Regions from separate parts of the Homo sapiens genome. Here regions 1, 3 and 4 are each linked to region 2. Evidence: chromatin contacts called from ENCODE Hi-C or POLR2A ChIA-PET data. All regions are on one chromosome and are shown on one strand. Each heading gives the region's core, a stretch centred on a gene start or an enhancer-like site at or near the end of the contact. The rest is flanking DNA. Distances are from core to core; before and after follow the strand shown.

Region 1 (5,836 bases), core at 1,263-3,762, 790 kb after region 2:
TTGTGTTGTTGAGATCACATCCTGGCTGAGATGGAGTGAGTTAAATCACAAAAGCTAAGAGTAACGAGTGTTGGTCAAACAAATAGACCCAATCCTGATATCCCTGAAAATTTCAGATGGAGAAGCATTTTCAAAGAAAACAATTGTTTTACAACGATCTGACAATGAATTTTTCTTGCCGGTACATTTTATTTGAAAAACGATAAAGATAAAAATAATTACATTTATCTGCCTTTTACACTCATCTGACCTAAAATAAAATTTCAAATCCCCTAGAACCTGGAGGCTATCACATGGCATATCCTGATCATTCAACCTGGAGTTGACACACTTTCTCCGGTGTCACTACCATCCATGTACATACATGGCTAGTGATGCATCTTCATCAGATGCCTCTGATTAAATCTATCATGCTCAGTTATTCCTCCCAGGAAGAATCAAGCCATGGGAAAATAGGACTAAGGTTGAGGATGAGAAAAAGGTGAAGTATAGAAAGTACTGGAAGACTGGGGACATGAAATGGGCTGGGGAGACAAGGAATTTAATGGGAGATCCTGAACACAGAGGAGCAGAAAAGGGGCAAAAGCTTACAATGAACTACCAGAAATTGGAGGGGAAATAAAGATGTCAAAGATAAAAGCCAGTTTCACCTAATACACAACTCTGTCTCCAGCAGGATCTATTCCTCTAGGCTTAGTGGGTGGTAACTACTGGAAGGTCGGCAGAGGTGCAGGAACTAAGAAATAAACCAAGACTACAAAATTACCACTGTGCCTACTTCAATACACCTTTCTTCCCCCACTCCAGGTAACACTCACATAGAAGGCACAGCACAAAATGAATGCCCACTGGTTGGTTAGTAGAAAGTTGTAAAGTAGGCAGAGAATAGCAAAGGCACCATCATACTGTTACCAAGCAAAGGAGGCTCGCTGCCCGAGGCACTAGAAGTCAATACTATAACACTGGGTTTTTGATAAAATAAAAACTTTTATTGCATGTCAACCAACAAAGAAATAGGAAGTCCAGCTCAAATCTGTCTCCCTGTGCTGGCTTTAGGACAATTATTTTATTAGAAATGGTTTTGAGTGTGGATTCTGGGATTAGCAGGTGCTTGGTGGAAGGAAAGAGGAAGTCTGGAAAGTCCTTGCGCATGTGCTCTTATTTCTTCATGCTACCTAAGGGTTCCACGTGCAAATTCAGTGAGGAGTTAGTATGAAACATGGCAGTAGAAATTCAGCTGTAAGGTCAGCAAGCTGGATCTGTGCAGACTCTAGTTGGCCTTATATGTTCCAGTGGATTTCAGCCAGTTTTATTAACCTACAAGCCCAGGCATTTCAGCATTTCAGCAATTTGTTTCTTTTATCTGCCATCCTGTAAACTCAAGAATTTCTATGACTGTTTTCTTTAACTCTTTGGCACACAGTTTCAACGCCCTTCTTCTCAGAGGTGGTCATTCTCACCCTCACCTTCTGGTTCCTGCAGGCTCATTTCTAGCCTCCCACACTGTATTAGTCTTTTCTCACAATGCTGTAAAGAACTGCCCAAGACTGGGTAATTTATAAACGAAGGAGGTTTAGTTGACTCACAATCTCACATGGCTGCGGAGGCCTCAGGAAACTTACAATCATGGCAGAAGGCCACGGAGAAGCAGTTACCTTCTCCACAAGGGGGCAGGAAGGAAAAGTGCTGGGAGAAGGGAGAAGAGCCTCTTATAAAACCATCAGATCTCGTGAGAATTCACTCGCTATTACGAGAACAGCATGGGGGAAACTGCCCCCATGATCCAATTACTTCCACCTGGTCTCTCCTTTGACAAGCGGGGATTATGGGTATTACAATTCAAGATGAGATTTGAGTGGGGACACAAAGCCTAACCATATCACACATATACACACAACCTAACCTCCTCACATCCCATTCCTTGATGGGGTGGCAGGTGGCGAGGGGGGGGTGACATCCCTTATTGTCAGCCATCACAGGAACTCATGACCCTGTAGGTGCAGATTCATGGCTCACATTTGTATCTTTTGGGGAAAACTGAGGTAATCAAGGTGGGGCTAGGCCCTGGGGACGAGGCAAGTAAAGGACTTTGCCATGTCCGCACCCACCAGGGAAGGAGCAGAGACTCTGTTAGGGCGCCATGCCAGGGGCTGCAGTTTCAGAATCCTGCAGACTCCACCCTCTATCTGGCCACACTGTCCCCAATTTTTGCGAGGTGACCTGGGGAGGGAGGACAGGTCGGATGCTCCGACCTCACCAGGGACTCCACTGGACCGGAGCTCTTCCTCCTCCGCCCAGTCCACATGAGAGAGCTCCCTGGCCGGCCCTGAGACAGCTCCAGACCTGGTAGCCCTGGAAAAAGAAACTGGTATCGCCATCGCCGCCGCCGCTAGAGGGCGCCTGGGGGCGGGGCGCGGGTGGGGCAAGGCGGGGTCCGACTGGAGGCAGGGCGGTGAGCCGAGAGGGGCGGGGCAAGGGACCGGGAGGCGGGGCCAGGGGTCGCAAGGCGGAAGAGCCCCTCTCGCCTCCGACCCGGCGCCTCGCACTCCGTTCACTCTCGGTTCCTCTTCGCATTCTTGCCAGTCCCGTAGCGCTGGGCTGGTTTCCTCCGAGGTCTCTAAGAGCCTCCTACTGCGCCCCGCTCGCCGCCCGGAAGCCCCCAGCCCCTCAAGGACGCATCACCTAATGCCGCGGTCACGGCCACCGTCACAAGCGCCCCCAGCCCCACCCCACCCCGGCCTGCCCGCCGTCCTTCTCCCGCCCCCGCCCCTGCCTGCCAGCTCCACCGGGCCGTAGGTGCGGACGACCTCAAAATTCCTCGGCCCGCGAAGGCCGCCAGCTGCGGGGAGGGGAGGGGAGGCGCGGTCCCGCAGCGCCCCCAGGCTCATGTCCCAGGTATGTCCAGACCCCCGAGGCACCGCTTGCAGGGCAGTGACAGCCCGTGAGGCTCGGCCTCGACCCCTGGCACCCTTGGTCCCAGCTACGCCGGCTCCTGGCCTTCCCCCAAGTCCGAGAGAGAGGTGGGATTCTCCCCGACGCAGTTGGAAACCGGGAATCCCCTTTAGGGTCCCGTTCGTGCTGCACTACTGACTCCACCATCTGCAAAGGGATTCTTGTCCAGAATCCCCGAAGGCTTTAGGACAGCGCTTATTTTGTTGAATGAAGAGTCTCTAATTTTCGGAAAGACCACAGGCTAAAAGTCAAGTGAGTTTTCTTGAATAGTTATAGTTAAATTTAAGGCAGGAATTGAATGTCAGTTGATGGCCACAAAGTAGCGGACTGGTACGAACCTACTGGATGATCATTCTGGTGACTACTTGGAGGCACCGTCCACTTTGTGGATTTGTTTCAGTTGAAATTTATTTCCATAGAACTTATTTAGGTCTCTATTTATTACTGATTTGACGGCTTTCAGTGCAGAGGGAAGCCTGTGACGTCTGTGCAGCGTCAGGTTGAACAATTTAGCAGTGTAAAATGTGTTTTCTGCCTGCCTTGACTCGACAAGCCAAATGTGCCCTCCTTTTCTTTTCCAGGTTGTGCCTTTTTAGCCAAGAAGCATGGAAGTCATTCACGGCAGGCCCTACTGTTGCAGGGAGCTTGAAGGAGCTGACATACTGTCCAACACCTTTTACTCTAATGAATTGCACAACCCCCTCCAGACGGTTACTCGCCCAACTGCCTCAGAGGACAGGTAAAACAAAAACTAGAAAAAGCAAACAAGAAAAAGCAGTTTTAATGTATTCGTGTATTTTATTATGTGAGGAAAAACATTTATTGTTCTGGGGCTCTTCTGTTTCTTGTTTGTTTGTTTGTTTGTTTGTTTTTGAGACGGTGTCTCGCTCTGTCGCCCAGGCTGGAGTGTAGTGGTGCGATCTCGGCTCACTGGGACCTCTGCCTCCCAGGTTCAGGTGATTCTCCTGCCTCACCCTCCAGAGTAGCTGGGATTACAGGCATGCACCACCATGCCCAGCTAATATTTTTGCATTTTTAGTAGAGACAGGGTTTCACTATGTTGGCCAGGCTGTTCTCAAACTCCTGACCTCAAATGATCCACCCACCTCGGCCTCCCAAAGTGCTGGGATTACAGGCGTGACCACTGCGCCGGGCCGGGGCTCTTCTGCTTATCATATAATAGGGAAGGCAAAACGTGGCAATTATCTGAACCTTCAAGTGTCTGTAAGGAACTCGAGAAGTAAGTGGCTGTCTACTATAAAAGCCACACATCAAATTCATCCACTACATTCTAAAATCTTAGAATGGTCCGTTCCTTCATTGGGAAATTAATATGTTGTAAGCAAAGACTTTTATAAATAGTACTGTATTGGTTCCCTAACATGCCCTTCTACCATCTGCCCAAAAATACTCCCAGAATTTGCTGCTTATACTTGTGTAAATTTTTGCTTCACCAAATTCCCTGTAACACATTAATTATACATTATGATTTAATTTATGAAAAGCAGTTTGGTGATTTCTCAAAGAACTCAAAACAGAATTACCATTTGACCCAGCAATCCCATTATTGGATTCTAAGTTGTTCTTATAAGTTGTTCTATCAAAGGAATATAAGTTGTTCTACCATAAAGACACATGCACAAGTATGTTCATCACAGCACTATTCACAATAGCAAAGACATGGAATCAGCATAAATGACCATCAGTGGTTGACTGGATAAAGAAAACATGGTACATATACACCATGGAATACTATGCAGCCATAAAAAAACGAGATCATGTCCTTTGCAGCAACGTGGATGGAGCTGGAGGCCATTATTCTAAAGCAAACTAACACGGGAACAGAAAACCAAATATCACCTATTCTGACTTATAAGTGGGAGCTAAACATTGAGTACACATGGAGACAAAGAAGGGAACCACAGACACCAAGGCCTACTTGAGGGTGGAGAGAGGGAGGAAGGTGAGGATCAGAAAACTACCTCTTGGGTACTATGCTTATCACCTGGGTGACAAAATAATTTGTACACTGAACCACTGCAACATGCAATTTACCTGTATAATGAACCTGCATATGTCCCCCTGAACCTAGAAAAAAAGTTTAAAAAAAAAAATTACAATGAAAATAATTGCACCTATCTAGTGATTACTGTGTGTCAGCACTCTACCAAATGCTTTGTATGTAGTAATTCTTTTAATCCTCATGACAACCCTATAAGTACTACTGTTATCTGCATTTTACATATGAAATAACAGATACACACAAGTAATTTGCCAAGATCTTAGTGTCAGCATTTCCTGTATTGTATTTACTTGAATCATTTTGAGAAAAGGAAAAGGAAAAAACACCTCAAAACACCTGGACAGTGAAAAAATAGCCTGAGTGGTTGTCTACTTGTTTTGTGTTTTTTGTTTTTTTGTTTTTTTTTTATTAGACGGAGTCTCACTCTGTTGCCAGGCTGGAGTGCAGTGGCACAATCTCGGCTTACTGCAACCTCCGCCTCCTGGGTTCAAGCAATTCTCCTGCCTCAGCCTCCTGAGTAGCTGGGACTACAGGCACACACCACCTCGCCCAGCTAATTCTTTTGTATTTTTAGTAGAAATGGGGTTTCACTATGTTGGCCAGGATGGTCTCGATCTCCTGACCTCGTGATCCATCCGCCTCAGCCTCCCAATCATTTAAGAATTCTCTAGGAAACCAGACGGGAAGTCACCCAGCCTCAGTTTAAACTCTTCCAAAAAGGATAGCACTTCCACACCAGGCAGTCCATTCCATTTTTGAATGCTCCTGATTGTTAGATCATTTTCTTTCTAATGTGAACAATTTTTCCCTTGTAATTTCTGCCTGCTGATTCTGGTTCTTCCCTCTGAAGCTATGCAGAAT
Region 2 (5,784 bases), core at 2,337-4,836:
ATGTTAGGTACTCAGTGGACCTTTACCATCTGGAGGCATGTTTCCTTCCATTCTGGAAAATTTTCTCTTATTATTGATTATTATTAGTTGATAATTTTCTTCCCTCTGTTTCTCCTATCTCTATTTTGCAACTCCTATTATTCAGATATTGGACTTCCCAGGTTGATTTTTAAATGTTCTTATCTCTTCTTTCCTATTTTCTGACTCTTAAACATTTTGTATTACTTTCTAAAAGATTTTATTGCCTTTATCTTCTAATATTCTGAATGAGTTTCAATTTTTATCATATTTGTAATTGTCAAGAGTCCTTTCATGTTCTCCAGTTGTTCTCTTTTTATTGAATTCTGTTCTTCCTTATCTTTCTGAGAATACTAGTTAAAAATATTTTTTAAAATGTTCTTTGATTCCTTTCATTTTCTCTTTCCTCCTGGTCCCCTTGTTTGCTCAGTCTGTGTCTTCAGGTCACAGGCTTTCACCAAGTGTCTAGTTGTTCTTTCATATTTAAGAATAAGATGCTAAAAGCTCACTTGACGTTCTGTAAACAAGGGCAAGAATTGTTGATTGGTAGGAAGAGGATAACCAGGTGGGTGCCAGCTTTTTGTTGGGAGAACCTTAAATATGCGCATCACAGGATATACCTCTGGACTGTTTGGGTCTGCAGTGCAGGTCTTCCAGTCCTCCTGTCTGTACTGATATTCCCTGTTGCTGATGTTCTGAGACCTAGATAGGAGAAGGGGCCCACAGCTCATGGCTCTGTGGGCTTTCATTTCATATTCCTGGCTTTAGCTTCATGCCTACCCCCTACTCCAGTGCTCTTATAAGGCTGGTGTCTTCTAGGTTGAGTCTCTCCTTTCAACCCATCCAAAAATAAATCTCCTGAGTCTTTTAGGAGGCTGTTTGGGAAACCCTGTCCTCTGGCTGTATGTGGTGGGGAGGAGGTCCAATGCTTCTGAATAAAGCCTGTGAAACCCATGTCTGTGTCCGGCTTCCTGCCTGACATCTGCCTCCCCTAGCATCTGGCGTCTCCCAGTGCAGGGTCTCCAGGGCTCTGAGGAGTCAGTTGGCTTACATTTTATTGGGCCTGGGTTGTAACTTTGTTCTTTTCTGCCAGGTCAGTTACCGCTCCTCTCTTGGCTACCCATCCACCGTCTCCTGTTTACTACTGTCTTCCCTGGAGCCTCTTTCTGCATGTGGAGTAGTAACTTTTTATTGTAGTCTTAGTGAGGTCTTAGGAGAGTGACTAGATGAACGTATGTGTTCAGTTTGCTGAGATTTTTACTTTTTGTTGTGGGTTGAATTGTATCCCTTCAAAATTCATATGCTGAAGTCCCACCCCCTAGTGCCTCAGAATGTGACCTTATTTGGAAAGAGGGATGTGGCAGATATAATCAGTTAAGATAAGGCCACACTGGAGGTGGGTGGACCCCCTAATCCAATGTGATTGGTATCCTTATAAAAAGAAGAAATCTGGACACGGACATGTGCACAGGGAGAATGCCATGTGAAGACTGGAATTATGCTATCACAAGCCAAAAGCAAGGAAAGAGGTTGGGAACAGATCCTTCCTTAGCTCATCCAGAAGGAACCAGCCCTTCCATAGCCTTGATCGTGGACTTTGGCCTCCAGAGCTAGGAGATAATTCATTTCTGTTGTTAAGCCACCCAGCCTCTGGCACTTTGTTACAGCAGTCCCAGGACACTTATGTGGGTTGAGCATCCCTTATTTGAAGTGCTTGGGGCCAGAAGTGTTTCGGATTTTAGGGTTTTTATTTTTTATTGTTTTGAATTTTGGAATATTTGCATATACATAATGAGATATGTTAGGAATATGACCCGAGCCTAAACATGATATTTATTTATGTTTAATATACACGTATGCACATAGCCTGAAGGTAATTTTATATAGTATTTTAAATAATTTCATGCATAAAACAAAGATTTGACTGCATTTTGACTGTGACCCATCACATGAGGTTAGGTGTGGAATTTTCCACTTGTGGCATTGTGTCAGCATTCAAAAAATGTCAGATTTTCAGACTAGGGATACTCGACCTGTACACACAAAAAAACCTTATTTTGATGTATGTATTCTTGCAGATCACCTCAAGTCTTTGGGAGAAGGTGCAGAATAAATAAATATAAATAACATTGAACCAACAGCAGTTTCTGAGTGTGGACTGAATTACCACAGGGTGTGCAAGGGGAGTGTGTCCACCGTTTTGTAGCTTAGCATGGTTTCTGGAACTTAGTTCATGTTCAACACATGTTAGTAGTAGTAGTAGCAGTAGTTGTTGTTATTAGTATTATTATTATAACTACATGAACCGGGCATTTTAAAATTTATTTCAATATTTAATTTAGAGAAGTACATGTATATATATTTTGGAGACAGAGTCTCACTGTATCTCGAGTCTGGAGTGCAGTGGCATGATCTCACTCAGCTCACTGCAACCTCCACCTCCCAGGTTCAAGCAATTCTCGTTCCTCAGCTACCCAAGTAGATGGGACTACACGCACCCACCACCACGCCTGGCTAATTTTTTTATTTTTAGTAGAGACAGGGTCTCACCATATTGGCCAGACTGGTCTCGAACTCCTGACCTCAAGTGATCTGCCCGCCTCAGCCTCCCAAAGTGTTAGGATTACAGGCGTGAGCCACTGTGCCCGGCCCTTGGCAAGGCTATGTTAAAACAAAGGATGTTATGGGTTACCTAATAACTTGACATAGTGTATTTTTTTGTTTTGTTTTGTTTTGTTTTTGTTTTTGTTTTTGTTTTGAGACTGAGTTTTACTCTTGTCGCCCAGGCTGGAGTGCAATGGTGTGATCTTGGCTCACTGCAACCTCTGCCTCCTGGGGCCAACCAATTCTCCTGCCTCAGCCTCCGAGTAGCTGGGATTACAGGTGTGCGCCACAACGGCCAGCTAATTTTTGTATTTTTAGTAGAGACGGGGTTACACCATATTGGCCAGGCTGGTCTCAAACTCCTGACCTCAGGTGATCCATCCGCCTTGGCTTCCCAGAGTGCTGGGATTACAGGCATGAACCACCGTGCCCAGCCCATAGTGGTAATTTCTTAATGCCTTTGTGGAACCAGCTCAGTGGTTGGGACACTTTTACAGGTGAGTGGGCTTTGAAGCATAAGGCTCTTCAGGGCAAGTCCCTTAGGAGCAGCCTTATAAAGACGTAAGGCAATGCTGACCTCTCTCGTGGCATGGGTCTCCCCTCTGGGCAGCAGCCCCTGCTGATGGCGGGGATAGTTCAGAAGGAATTTGGTGGCCGGGAACGTCCTCTGTGCTGAGCGCACCCTCTAGTCCTTTGCCATGCAGCTGTGGCGATTTGCGTAGCCTGTGCTATTTATAACTGCATATTTGCTCAGAAAGAACCATCTCATTTTCTGACTGCAGCTGCCCACACGGGTCTGGCCGCCGCTGGGGTTTTCCAGCAGGCCACCACGCCGCCACATCACTTGAGAGCATCTTCCGTGGGTTCTGCCTCGTTCTCCTGCCCTCATGACGTTCTGTGGTTTCACTTTGGCTCACTCATTCATCTCACAGCCATGCATTGAGCACCTACTATGGGCCAGACACTATCCAAGGCCCTCAGAAAACTGAGTGAGACACATGTGCTGCAAATCCCTCCCTCAAGTAGCTTGCAGGCTATGAGGAAGACTGATAGGCAATTTACTGTGCAGGTTCTTAGCCTTTGGTGTTAGTTTCTACCTTCTCTTCCTCTGTTTTCAAACCAGATCCTTGGCGGGAACCTGCCATGCCGCAAGCTTGTTTTTGTCTTTCCATTCACTGTCAAACTCTACCACGTGATTGCACCCACTCATTAAATGCCCTGCAGCCTGGCTTCCTGCCTAGATCACCAGTCACTCATACCGGCTACCCTCCCTTTACCCTCACGTTTCAGTTCTCTTTTGACTGTGAAGACCTAGTGTTGGACCCAGTGGAACACCTGTGTGTCTCCGCACGTGGCGCCCGCGCTGGCTAGCCTCACTCCTTTGCTCTGCTCCCTCTGACATGGGTTCTGTCACCTCCTCTTCCCTTGGGACCCAGGAGCCCTGACTTCAACCTGATCTTCCTTCTCTCCAGTTCCCAAACCCAGCCAGTCCCAGGCCGTCGTGTTCCCTCCCATCTCTGGAGGACTCATTTGGCAAGTGTCATGATTTACCTTGTGGTTTATCAAGGGGTACTGTTGATTGGTAGTTATTTTTGTCATCTCATAATTTGAGTTTTCATGCAGATTGTGAATGGTCCTTGTTCACAGAGCTAATAAGCAGTCCCTTCTGGCTGAATCTGCTGAGGACTGGCAATAGATATTTTCCCTTCTCTTTAGCTAGTTAGCTAGTGTGCCAGGCCTGGCCTGTGAGGCCATTCCTTCCCAGCTGTGCTGTGTAATGCAGGAGGCTGGCCCTTGTGGGCTATTTCTTAGGATCCGGTGTCAGCTGCTTTCTGGCTGGGTTTGGCCAATGGAAGGCACCAATGGGAACTGCATGGTGAGAAGAAGAGAGAAGCCACAATGTTTCTCCTTGCCCTTCCCTGTCTTGAATGGCATCTACAGCTCCAGCTCCTACCAATCAGGCCCCTGTGGTTCCAGCTTCTGCAGGGTGACCTGGCTTCTTCTGGCTTCTGGTAACACTGCTTCCTCCTTTGATCCTCCACTTTAGGGGCAGTATAGCTTCCTGTCCCTGCTCATCTCTGGGTTATGTCACCGTCTCCTAGTAACTGCTCAGCTTTGTTGTCTCCTGAGCAACCAAAATACTCAGAGTGGTTTCTGTTCCCTGGCTAGATTATGGCAGACATGGTTATTCCTGCCTTCTTCCCTTCCTTCCCTCTCTTCTTCCCTTGTTCCCTCCCTTTTTCCTTCCTTCCTTCCAATTAGTTATTTATTGCTGCATAACAAATTACTCTAAAACCTAGGCAATAAGCATTTAAGAGCTCACAGGTCCTGTAAGTAAGGAATCTGGGCACAGCCTAGCTGGGCACCTCTGGCTCAAGTTGTCTCATGCAGTCAAGCTGTTGGTAAGGGTTTTGGTCTTATCTGAAAGCATGACTTGTGAGGGGGCTTCATCCCCAAGATCACTTGCTTGGTGGTCCTCAGCCCCTTGCTATGTGGCCTCTCTGCAGGACACCCTTGTGATGTGGCAGCTAGCTTCCACCAAGGCAAGCGGTTATAGAAAGGGAGAAGGGGAGAGAAAGCCCGAGACAGAAACCACTGCCTTTTTATAGCCCAATCTTGGAAGTGGCATCTGATCTCTTTTTCTGTATTCTATTTGCTACAAGTGAAGTTAATAATAAGGCCAGCCCATATTCAAGAAGACACTACACAAGGGTATGAATACCAGGAGGTGTTGATAATTGGAGGTCATCTTAGAGACTTCTTGTCTTTCTTTCCTCCTTCTCAACCTACCTCCATCCCTTTCTTCTTCCTTCTGTTCCTTCCTTCTTCCCTCCCTCTCTTCCCTCCCTCCCACTCTTCCCTTTGTTCTTCTCTCCTTCCTCCATCCTTCCTATCCTCCTTCCCTCTCTCCCTCACTCCCCCTTCCTTCCCTTTCTTTCTTTTTTCCTTCCTTCCTCCCTTCCTCCCTCTCTTGCCTCCTTCCCTCCTTCCCTTCTTGCTCCCCTCTCTCCCTCCCTCCCTTCCTCCTTTCTTTCCTCCTTCCTTCCTTCTTTCTGGAAGTGGTAGAAATTATAAGGAGATTGTTTTGGGATCTTGTGCCACAGATTGTCTTTCCAAAGCCAACTCTACCTTTTGAATCCTGCATATTTCTTTGTCTTCTCC
Region 3 (5,988 bases), core at 1,440-3,939, 700 kb before region 2:
CAACCAAAGACGACTTTAGTGGACTGGTTTTCAAAACTTGAGCAGCTGAAAAGCAAAAGCCGTTGTTTCCCATGACAATGTAGCCTTTGTGGATTTGGGTTTGTGCTTTGGGTTGAAAAGAAGTTTTTAGTCCTAGGCCAGTAGATGGCAGCAGCTTTTCATTGCAGACAAAACCTCTTGAAACCCTTCCCCCATGGCACAAACTCGCCCATGATGGAAAGCATCTAGATTTCTGCCTCCTTTTACAGTTAATCCAGGAGAGGGAGTCCTTTGCCAACTGATGACCAACAGTTCCAAGCCAGATAGTCTCGTGAACAGTGACAATACAGAAATAAGGTGTTATTTCTGTTCAGATCTCCACCGGCCTTTGTTCTTTTAAAACTTGAATATAGGTGGGAGACATAAGAAAGGAAAGAAAAGACTTAAAACTGGAGTGACAGGACAAATAATCATTACTTTCAATTCATGACTGCTTTATATTCATTTGATGAAATCATTTGTATACAAACCAGGGAGAGTTTTCTTTACACCCTTGACAATATATCACATACTCTTCAAGATCATAATAATATCATTAATATAAATTTAAACAACATGGCTTGTTAGAAAATATGCTAATTGCTATGGTCTCATTATGTTTGCTTAGCTTTTATTTGTTTTTCTGTGAACAGTTAGAGAGCTAATTTTTTTCAAAGGTGATTGTAAGTCATATTTTATATAGCATTTTGCTTGATTATTTGCTCTGTACTGAATTTGTACTCTATTGCCATTAGATCTTACAATAATGTTCCACTCTGCAAATTTTTAAGGTTCAAATAAAGTTTAATTGTTTGCAAACTGTTATGATGCTAATAATTCAACAGCCTGCTGTGTTACTAATGAAATTACTTTGTTATGATTAATTTGGAAAATAGTGTGTTGATTGTAGTAATTAAGCACAACAAGGTGAAGTAAATGATTCTAATGCCATCTGGCCGCCAAACTGAATGAAGAAATGAAATAGGGCTGTCATCTGAATTTATTCAAAGAAGTAAGGATAATACAAATGACTTTCATTGCTTTAGGATTTACACTTAACACAGCTCACTCCGTTCTATTTTTGCCACTTTGCTGCATATGACACTTTCTTTCATAGAAAAAGAATGTCATTTAGTCCAGCAATTGTTTTGAATACTTTATTTTATTGGAAGCTGATTATTTTTACTGTGTGCTAATTTAATTACAGATAATTACATAAAGTATTATAGGACCATGGGAAAAAGAAATCACTTTTCAACCATGTGTAGGTGAAATCCATATATATGGGGTTTCGTTTTTGTTTCATGTTTTGTTTTGTTTCACTTTTTGCTATCATTACACAACCACTTTGAATATAGCCTTGCACAAAGAGTAGGGCATCCATTCAACTGTTTCTTAAATGTGTACAAAGGCTCACTCTTAGTTCTTATGATTTCTACTTTTTATATAATTTCATGTAATTTCTGCACTCTACTACTTGCTACTTATTCATAGACTGGTACTATCCAGGGTCATAATTTAAAATAGAACTGAGTTAGATATTATGAATTCAGATTTGCAGTTCAGCCATTAGAAGAAAATTAACCCTAATATACATGTTGTTTAAGAGCTTGAACTTCATCAGTGAGACTGAGTGAAGCATTGTGAGAATTTTTAAAGTTCTAAATTTCAGATAAATCAGTCATTTGTATTTCATTTGTTGGAGTTATAGACACACACCATATAGAGATCACTTTTGCTTCTCTTGAGTTCAGTAGGTTCATGACTATTGAAAGCAATCCACATGGTAAAGAAAGAGGTGGTGAAGAGTGGAGATCAAAACATGATCAAGCCATGGAAAACACAGCTTCACTCAAAGGTTGAAAGAATACTTTGTGTGTGTGTGTGTGTGTGTACACTGTATATATATATAAAATAAAAACATTTGATGAATATGATCTTATTTATAGTAATATACTTAGTATTCAAAAATACAGAGAAACAATAAGTACTACATTGTTAAAATATTATTATACAAGTTTAATATATACTCAAATGCACAACAGTTTATACTCTGGATTGGGAACAAGAGATTTCTAGACATCTCAGCTTTAGCCAGTTTATTATACGCCTACTGCTTTATAGTTGAGTTCTTCCAGAATATCTGTTAGAACCTCTGATAGCATACTATTTTATGATGAGATAAATACTTTAAAAATCATATGATCACAGTAGCATGGAATGACATTTCATTAATGCTATGTTTGAGGGGCTTTTTCTTGTTTCTGCTAGTAGAATCTGTTCTACCATTACTTATACACAAACATATTATTTATTGCCAGCATGGTACACATTATATGGTGTGGATCCAGTAAATATTTGTTAATTAACTGATTTGGCACCCCACAATATCTCAAGACATGAGATTTAAGAAGAAAAGAGCTTGACTAGTAAACCTGGTAGAGAAAATGCCTTTATACAGTTAGTATATCCCATAATACTATCAACAAGTAGATTGGATTTTATTGTTATAACAGAATTGAGTGAGATTGTGAATAATAAGAAAGTTGAGTTGTGGTACATTGTCCTTAGATGTTTCCTTCCTTTCTTCCCTTGTGTTCAGTGTTGTGACCTCAAATAAGAGGCACAGGTGCCTCCTCGGGCAGCTTGGGGCAAGTGATCTACTTTCACTTTCCAGTGAAACATCTCAAATCACTGCTGCCCTGCATTCCACTTGCGTAATATCAGAGAAGCCTTTCCTGCATCTGATCTTGAAAGCATTCTAGCTGTCGCCTTGGGCAGATCAAAAATTTGTGCAAGTAAGTGGGAAGTTTCACAGTTGCTGCCAAATCTAATCATAATTTAGCTTTTGTCCTTTTTGTTAACTTTTACTCCCTGTTTATTTAAAGTTGTATGATTATGTTAACTTGAGTGCTTTGAGTCCCCAAAATGAAAGGAACTGTAAATGCAGAAAGTCGCCTTAGTCATACCACTGCTCAGTTTAGGTCTTCAGTGTTGAGAGAGGGGCTGGAAGTTGAGCAAGCCAAAACACTTGACTATGTGCAAAGGCGTGAATATAGAAACTGCTCCCAAAGCCCATCTCTTAAGTACCTTTCTTAATGCTGGAACTTTGGAAGGTGTTTCCCTAGGTTTCTCTCCTCTTTTTTTTTTTTTTTTTTCTTTTCAGTTTTCTTTTTTGTTATCCATTACTCGGAGAGGCAATATAGCACAGCCCTTGTCTGTTTTCTGTTTATTGGCCTCAACTTTCTAATATAAAAATATCACTCCTGCTAGAGTAAAAGCAGGTGCCATTTTGTAGCTTGAACTGCAATTTACTTCTTGTTTGAGGAAAGTGTCACACAGGTACTCTCAAAGGAGAAAATTAATGACACTAGTGTATGCTGGTTAAAGACAGCTGCTTTCGTGGAGGAGAAAATTCCAACAAATAAGCAGATTCTCATCTACTACCCTCCCCTCCCAGCTCCCATGGGAGTCTATTTAGAAAACCTTGTGTTCTTTATCACATCAAATGTGATGATAACAGTTTAAGTCAGACTAGTAATAGTAATAGCTAACATTTACTGAGTGTTTACTATTTGTCATGCTGTGCACTTTTCATTCAATTCTTATAACAACCCTATGAAGTAAGTTCTGTTATTCATTACCATTTTCCCGATTAGGAAACAGGCTGAATAATTTGTCCCCAAAGCCTTAGGGTAGTGAGTTACCTAACCAAGCCTCACACCAGCCTCCTTGCCCTGAATTGAACACTGTTCTGCTGCGCAGTACTGTGATGAATTAAAACCAAATGCTTATTTGGATTCTTTGCATATAATAGGCACACAACAAATGCTTGTTGACCACTGATGAGGTCACCATTTCTAGAAAATAATCTGAAGCATGTGAAAAGAATCATCCAATAATTGACAATTGGATAGCTGAATTTGGCTCACTAGTCAGGAAAGCATACCATGGTTATCATATCAGATCCAAAGCAGCTGATCCGCAATGGAGACGAAACTTTTATGCAGGAACACTTGACGTTCCAGTCCAGATGAAAATAGGAAGTCAATCAAAGCAGCAGAGTCCAGAGAGGACACCAAGCCAAACTGACCCTTTTCTAAGGACCTTTTCCCATCCTTCCCACCTCCTCCAATGTGAAGCCCAGTAAAGGGACCAGCCAGGGGAGCCTTGAAGAGGACTGCAAATCCAGCTGCTTCTGTCTCAAATAGTTGTTTTTTAGGAGATGGGTTTTAATTGATTGGTTTAAACACATAAAGGATTGTTAACAAACTGTACCATCAGTAAACTTCATTGTAAAACATGTATAATTTTGTAACTGAGTGATGGCAATGTCTGACCTGACTTTTGCTTGTTGAGATATGAATTTGTTTAAGAAGAATTTTTATTGGAATATCTGATACATAAGTACGTACAAGGTCTTATTCCGTGGACACCCAAGCAGTGCCTTGTACTGGACCTCATAAAGACTTCTGTTGTGTTTTTTGAACAAGTCCTTTTTAAATAATTTTGTACTTCAGTGATTGGAGGCTGAGGGTTGGGGAGAGTGAAAAGATTAAGAGATAAGTAAGGACTAACATTCACTATTATGGCTCTGGAATTTAACCAGAGAGGTGGTAAAATTGAGCCCTCTCATAGTCTAAAATACACCCTATAGTACTGACTGTCTTATAGCCCAAGAGAAAGGGGTGTACCAAAGTTCTATTTTCAAAGGGTATTTGATTCTGTAGAGTTCTTTGAAATGTTTCCATGCCTACTATTCAGAACATCATGCTTCTGAAGGACAAGGAGTGAATGACTGCATTACCCTGATCTCCAGCTGCCCAAGTAGATCTCAGTGGTGTAAAATAACCTGTCCCATCTAGGATACCCTACTAATTCCTAATTCCCAGGTCAAGCGCTTGTGGTCCGTAGAGTCTCTGTTGCTCCCTGCTTTCATCTCCTTGCGCCACTTTCCTCCTCCTCCTCAGGCTATTCCAAGGAGCTGGAGTCATATGAGGCATGAGATGTTACAATTCTTATCGCTCTACATAGTTCACAACGTCAAGTGTGCCCTCTGCTTTCTGGGAACCCAGCAGAAAAACAAGTTGTGTAACTGTGTGTTTATCCTGTTATAAGCATCCTGAATTGAAAAACCTGAAATGTAGCAATCTTGTGAATGTGTGTTATTATCTCTCTGTTGCTTTGCTTCAGTTGGTCAGCATATTTGCTTTATTCTTTATTATCGTCTCAGGGCTTGCTATTTTTCTTCCTATCTAATTAAATGATTCCATTTTGAATAAATTACATTTAAGTGCCATCCTGTGCAAGGGGTATTTCAAACATAGAATTTGACATAGTCTTTCCCAAGTAGATTCATAGTCTGAATAAGATAGGGCATAAACACAGGGAAGGATAAGGACAGCCCCACATAACCTTACCTTGGTACAGTTCTTAGCAGGTTAAGCCACTAGCAGTGTCCTAAGACATAAAAGGTTCTCTGATTTTGTGATATCTGAACCTTAGGGATTATCTGGGAAACAAACTGGGAATCTTTCCTTATGTATGTATTTTTAAAAATAAACGGGGAGGGAAACGCAAGGGTTTCAGTATTGTTTCAGATGAAAATATTTTTAAAAAAATTCCAAAATGCTTGTAGCTCCTGAATTAAGTGTGAGGGGAAGCAAAGAGCTGTGTATATGAATAATGTGAACGTCTTTTACAGAGTTGCTACCAGTTATGGTAACATAACTCTGGAAGCTGAGAGTGACCCTACCCCTTTAGGAGTAAGGACTCTTTTCCTTCAGTTGGAGACAGAGTTGTACCAGCAGTATTCAGCTGAAAGTGAGTAGTAGTAAGAACACTGGAATTGGAGTCAACCAAAATTCTAGTTTCACTCTCTAGTGCCTTGTGCCCTAGAATAAGTTTCCTTCCCTGCGGAATACCAGTGGTGCCTGTTCTCTCTGCCCTGTCAGGATTGTGGTTAGGCTC
Region 4 (5,733 bases), core at 3,165-5,664, 990 kb after region 2:
CTTAGTTTGGTCTGGGAACACCACCACGGCACTCCAGCCTAGGCAACAGTGAGATCTTGTCTCAAAAAAAAAAAAACAAAAAAAGAAAAGAAAAGAAAGGAAACTAAAGGTGAGCAATCTTCCTCTAGAATGTCCCAGAAATTGTAAACAGCTGATGAAAAACAATTTAGAATTAGAATAATCTGTGACTTTTAGTTGCACTGATCGTATTGACTTAAACTAAGCAGGAAATATATCTGAACCAGGAAAACTAACAATGTTGCAACTTCCTCTACAAGGATAACTTTACTGTAATAAATACATTTTTGTTCAAAAGTTAAAAACGTTAACAAAGACATGCAGGAAATGGCTCTCTGCTCCTAATTCCCAAAATAATTTCTCTCTGCTCTGAACACATTTTTGGTACCTCTTAGGACATCTTCCATTTTTTAGCTTGTGTTGTAGTTATTTATGTCCACATCTGATCTGCCCAATATAGAAAACTACAAAAGCACTGAAGGGACACTCACTGATTCATTTTTATTCACTTTAAAGTGCTTGCTAAGAATGATCCCTTACACAAAGCAGGCAATCTATATTTAATAAAGGAATTGGTGAATTTTTGAACAATCCTTGTCAAGAATTATACTAACAGTTGTAAAAGAATGCTTACAAGGTGTTCATATGCAACTAAATACTTTGATTCATTTTTCAGATAAAAGTGAAGGAGGAAGAAGATGAGTAGGGCTGTACAGGGTGGAGAGGGTGGCAACTCTGCTTTAGACAAGTGTTTTTCCCACTTTCCATAGGCAGTAGATGTGGCAAAAAGATGGCTCTTTAAGAGGAGACTTAGCCTCTGACCATTCATAGGCTGTATGATTATGGTCAAGACACTAGCAACTTTCTGGGCCTTGCTCCGCCACCCCTTCATAAAAGAAGTTGATGAAGTGATAAACAATAGTTCCTCCTCACTTGTAATCATATCAGAAGACTGACACTATTAGGGATCTTAAAGTTCATCTAGCCCCAGAATGGCAATTCAGCATTATCTTACATGCTGATCTTGGCCTATCAGTGGCAGCTTCTCGCAGTGTTGAGAACGATTCTGAGGCTCTATTTGGACTTAGCGGATAAGGCAGCCTTGACTGCCATAATGATGTCTGCTACAAGGCGGGAGGAAAGTGGCAGCAAATAAGTCAAGATGTGTCATCCCTAATTTAGCCCAATGCCTTCTCTTCACAGGAAAAAAAATGAGACCAGAAGCTTTTGAGTCTTTTGAGTTTACCATGTGCCAGGCACTATGCAAATTGCTTTTACATTCACAATTGTATTTAATCCTTAGACAACTTTAAGAAGTTAGCATTATTATCATTCCTATTTTACAGATGAGGCTTAAGAAAACAAAATTTGCCTGAGGTTCACACCTTAGAAACCCATATCCATAAGCATTTCCCTATATCGCCTCCTGCAGGCACGTACTATGTGTTATGCCAGTGGTTCTCATCAGGGGGGATTTTGCCCTCCAGAGGACTTCTGGCAAAAGTCTGGAGATTTTTTGTTGTTACAACTGGGGAGGACAGGGTGTTCCTTGAATCTAGTAGGTGGAGGCCAGAGATGCTGCTAAATGCACAAGACAGCACCCCCCCAACCTTTACCTCCAGCAGGAAAGAATTATCTCCCTAAAATGTTAATAGAGCTGAGGTTGAGAACTCTGCACTAGACTATGCGGAAATTGTTTGCAAATGGATGATCAAACTCTTCCTGTAGTCCAGCAGCTACATAAATATCTCCATTTTACAGACAAGGAAAGGTGATTGCAGAATCAGGTGGTCATCACAAGACAGGAACTGAGGTAGTCTGATTCTAGAGGCCCTCAGTTTCCTTTACTATCAAAACATGCAAACTCAAGTAGCACCCGCTTACCTATTACCAATTTCAGAAGCTAAGACCACTGTGTCACATGTGAAAAATTCCCACTGTGGTGGGCTTGTCTCCAAAGAGAAAAATTATTTGTTCAACAGTTCAAAGAAGAGGGTCTCTAGGAACTCTTAATATGGAACCACTGGTCTTTATTAGACATTCAAATCGTTATTTTAAAATAAGACGCTGAGGAGAAAGCTGATTTTAGAACATTAACAAACTTTTTCAAGAATAATTAGCTCTGCGTGGGTTTCAACTTTTATTTTTATTTTTTCCTTTTGATTTTAGGAGCTGGAGAGCCTGGAAGTTTATTTAGGAGTAGAAGAGGAAATGAAACTATGAAAAGCCACAGTACGATTCCTCCTTTACTTGGAGACAAGGCACAATGTGAATAATTCTCTCATCCTGTCCAATTAACTGCCTCAAGTACACACACACACACACACACACACACACACACACACACACACACAGAGAGAGAGAGAGAGAGAGAGAATGTACACTCTATTATTATTTGATTAGGAAGACATTAATGAAAAAGCTCGGAACGGGATGCTAAACAACAAAGCCCTATGCAAATCACTTCCTTTCGGATTGAAGGCTTGTCTCCTACAGAAAAACCAATGCTAAAGAAACAGGCGGAGAGGCTGAAGGTGGAGAGCAAAAGAAAAAGAAAGAAAATAGCTTGAACGAGGAAAGGGACTGGCAGGAGGAGGACAGAGCAAGCCTCTCTCAGAGAGAAATTACAGAAAGACGGAAGGAGGTTTGGGAAAACCCAGTCTAAGCTGCTCCGACGGCGGGGCTGGGCGTGGGCAAGGTGCCTCCTTGGACGGTCCGCGCGCCTGCCAGACGCGTCCTTCCACTACCCGTCCAGCCACCTGGCGCTGGTCGGGCTTTGCGAGGTGGTTTAGGAACCGCGGAGTCATTCGATTTGAAATCTTCTCCAATAAGCTTCTCCGTGTGCCGACGTGGGCAGCATGACAGTGGATTTGCTCGGCAGCATCTCTGGCGCCTCCCGCCCTCGCCCGCCGCCTGCCAGATCCGAAACAGACAGTCCCAGACATTTCGCGAGGGGGATGGTTCCAGAAAGCGAAGATCTGAGCGTGGTGAATGAAATGTGAACAGAATAGCTCCGGAAAGAGTCTCAGAAACCTTGAATTGGGGTCAGTTTGGAGACTGAAAATGCGTCGAGCGCTGCAGGTGGTGGTTGGCAGGGGGATTTAACACTGTGGAGCCCTTACTCCGTCCCAGGCGCTGAGCCCAGCGAGCCACGCGCGGTGCCCAGCTCGGTGAGGTCGGTTAGTTGGGTCTTCAGGGAGGCTAAATACCCTGTATTTGCTATTCCCTTCGCCTGGAACGCTCTGTGCGAGACTGGGTGTGGCAGCTCCTTTCCCAGGCTCAGGAATCTGGGTAAAAGCCACCCTCGCCTAGAGGCCCTCAGGGTGAGCGCCCCATCACGCGCTAAACCACTTTCGAAAGTGGACTTGGCCCTCCTCTCAGTACTAACAGTCTGTCAGCCTTTTATTTTTTGCATAGATATGTATTTTCTCTTCTTTATTGTCTGTCTTTCCACAAAAAATGCAAGCCCCGTGAGTACTGGAGCCTGGTGCGCCTTTCTCACAGTTGCAAGCTCGCAACTGCTCCTGGCATATACTAGGTGCTCACTAAATGCTCATGCCCTTCCCACCCGCCACCTGCGGCACTCGACACATTTGCAGTCTGCAAACTGACCCCAAACCATCAGCTGCTTGCATTCGTCCTAGGATCAAAGAAGGCCATTGGGCTAGTGGGAAGTCAAGTCGGGTGGACTTTTCCGTCTTTCAGGGAGATTTAATAGTAACGACGGTGCTCTCCCCACCTCCTACCCCCTTGCACATAAACTGCACAGAACAAAATCACCCCGGCACGAATCTGCACGACTGCCTCTGGAGGTAGGGTCACGGTCTCCGAGCCCCGGGTCTCACACTGATGCTGTCCTTTGTCATCTCGTGCCTAGAGTGCTGCCTCCCTATGTATTTCCTCTGTTCTCGACTCCTCTGCCACAGTCTGACTTTCTCGGGAGGTCGAGTTCTCCTAGCCTGTGCGACCGCAAGGGTCCCCTGGAGCCTTCTCCGTAAACCTGCCCCTCCCGCGCTGCCCTCACTTTTTCCTCCTTCCCTGGCCCGGAAAAGCCACTAGAGGAACATTTACCGAACGCCTACCGCGCGCAGGCACCGAGCTGGGCCACCGGGAGCCCCACCCAGTGCCTCGCCGCAGGACTCGCCTCCCTCCGCCCTCCCAACCCATCCGGAATCCGGGGTCCCTAGTTCCCCCGCCGCGTCATGGAATCCGCTGGCTTCTTCCGAGGACATCGCCCCACCTCCTTCCCGAAAGGCGACTTCTGATTGGTGAGATTGTGCATCACTCTGCCGCCCTCCCGCCCCCTCGGGGCCCCGCCCCTGGGCCTCTCAGGCCCCTCCCCTGCGCTCCCGCCCTTGCGCGGCTCCTCGGGCTAATCGCCGGGCGGCGCGCGCCGAGAAGTTCTGGGCAAAGTACTCAGAACTGGCCGCGTGCTGGTGGCGCCCGCCAGCCGGCCCGGGAGAGGGGACTTGAGCGCTTCGCGGCCGGTGCGCAGCGCGGCTCCGGCCCCGCAGTCTGTCTGCAAGTGGCCATCCCCGCCCCCGACTCCTGCGGCCGGTGCGGGAGCTGTCAGCTGCACGTTGCGGGGGTACCGGAGAAGCCGGGGTTGCCTTCTCCCGGTTCTGTGCGCTAACCCCGGAGCCCGGCCCCGGGGAACTAGGGAGCGTCTCCGGCTGCACAGCGCTCAGGTGAGTGGCGGGGCGCCCGCCTAAATGGGGCCTGGGTGTCGGGGGGCCTGGCGGCGGCGCGGGCTCGGAAGGGCTGCTGTTTGCGGGGCGCCGCGGTTCTCTGCCGGACCGGGGTCTGTCCGAGTCGCCCGGGGAGGCTCCGGCCCTGGGGCAGACCCAAGCCTGGGAGCTTGGGTGCCGGCTGCAGCTCCCGGGGAAGGAGGACCCGGGTCTCACCCACCCCAGGACACCTTCCCTCGAGGGACGGCTCAGAGGATTGACCGCCAGGAGGAGCCGAGCGCAGGGGCCGCGGCGCAGGTGCGGGAGGACGCGGCGCGCGGAGCTGTCCTGGGCAGCGGGGAGGCGCTACGCCGGGGCTAGAGGCTCAGGAAGCCTGGTAAATTGGGGCGAGCGCGAAGCTTTACCACATCCGCGGGATGGGGCGCGCCGGAGAGACTGAGACAACGCTCGCGGGGCAGGCGCTCCGCTCGCCCGCCTTCCCAACCCCGGCTTGCTCAGCTCCCCGGTGCTGGGCTGGAGGCCCAGGGCACATTCCTTTCTTGTCTGAATTTACATATTCATCAGCTTTCTGGCCCCTTCTGGAATTTTTTTTTTTTGTTAGTTTCCAATTACTACTGTTCAGATCACCTTCAGGCTCACCCTAACTCTCGTCTCAGTGTCTCTCACATTGGTCCTTTCCTGGAGGCCCTGCAGCGTCTTAGTTCAGGGTCTTAGGGACTTATGCACTCTGTCTGAACGTTGTCTACAGTTGGGTTTTCCTACCTCTGTCTCTGTTTATTCCGTGGTCAGGTAAATTCTTTAAGTACTGTCATCATAAGCCAGAAACTCCCAGGCAGCCTCTTAGCGCTGCCCAGCTTCCCGGGGAGCGTTTGTGGCCTCTGGAGTCGCTGATGGGCACTGTCGCAGGTCGTCCAGATACTTCTTAAGCAGGGGCGCGCCGCCCTTCCTTCGGCAACGCAACTTGCTTGCTGCCTTCTGCACACTTGTGCTTGTCCTTCTCCGCCTCACAAGCCACCAGTCTCCTCAG

What was found. A loop is a pair of places that touch in the nucleus more often than their neighbours do. ChIA-PET counts read pairs that join two places held with the same protein, here RNA polymerase II (POLR2A). Pooled maps may share reads with other maps.
Region 1: a pooled map shows a loop between it and region 2 (3-fold over the local background). The contact joins the promoter of SPMIP4 here to the enhancer-like site in region 2. A Hi-C loop is called at or near these places in 3 of 168 maps with a recorded cell type or tissue (CD4-positive, alpha-beta T cell, CD8-positive, alpha-beta T cell and naive thymus-derived CD4-positive, alpha-beta T cell), 1 of 37 single-sample maps with no recorded cell type and 10 of 50 pooled maps.
Region 3: a pooled map shows a loop between it and region 2 (4-fold over the local background). The contact joins two enhancer-like sites. A Hi-C loop is called at or near these places in 1 of 168 maps with a recorded cell type or tissue (naive thymus-derived CD4-positive, alpha-beta T cell), 1 of 37 single-sample maps with no recorded cell type and 6 of 50 pooled maps. POLR2A ChIA-PET finds 5 or more read pairs at or near these places in 1 of 52 experiments (PC-9).
Region 4: a loop to region 2 is called in a map with no recorded cell type, with 5 times the contacts of the local background. The contact joins the promoter of OSBPL3 here to the enhancer-like site in region 2. A Hi-C loop is called at or near these places in 1 of 168 maps with a recorded cell type or tissue (CD8-positive, alpha-beta T cell), 1 of 37 single-sample maps with no recorded cell type and 9 of 50 pooled maps. POLR2A ChIA-PET finds 5 or more read pairs at or near these places in 1 of 52 experiments (MCF 10A).

What each region holds. Positions count from the first base shown.
Region 1 is chr7:25,177,030-25,182,865 of GRCh38, reverse strand. SPMIP4 (sperm microtubule inner protein 4) reads left to right here and starts at 2,512. Exons shown (of 10, transcript NM_138811.4): 1 at 2,512-3,204; 2 at 3,534-3,691. The coding sequence starts at 3,558. The region is part of intron 1 of LOC124901603 (a long non-coding RNA gene); the gene reads right to left. LOC124901602 (a long non-coding RNA gene) reads right to left here. Exons shown (of 2, transcript XR_007060260.1): 2 at 5,235-5,836. RefSeq lists silencers at 2,277-2,666, 2,727-3,006.
Region 2 is chr7:25,966,418-25,972,201 of GRCh38, reverse strand. All of the region lies in intron 6 of LOC105375199 (a long non-coding RNA gene), which reads left to right. Among named protein-coding and RNA genes, the nearest start is that of MIR148A, 19 kb to the right of the region's middle. RefSeq lists enhancers at 3,205-3,644, 4,095-4,154. Within about 2 kb of position 3,586, at least 5 of the 41 ENCODE cell types and tissues checked have a DNase peak (open chromatin) inside an H3K27ac peak, as active enhancers do.
Region 3 is chr7:26,661,917-26,667,904 of GRCh38, reverse strand. SKAP2 (src kinase associated phosphoprotein 2) reads left to right here. Exons shown (of 13, transcript NM_003930.5): 13 at 1-837. Among named protein-coding and RNA genes, the nearest start is that of LINC02860, 27 kb to the right of the region's middle. Within about 2 kb of position 2,689, at least 6 of the 41 ENCODE cell types and tissues checked have a DNase peak (open chromatin) inside an H3K27ac peak, as active enhancers do.
Region 4 is chr7:24,978,859-24,984,591 of GRCh38, reverse strand. It overlaps OSBPL3 (oxysterol binding protein like 3), which reads left to right and starts at 4,414. Exons shown (of 23, transcript NM_015550.4): 1 at 4,414-4,706. RefSeq lists an enhancer at 2,945-3,114 and silencers at 4,255-4,764, 4,815-5,024.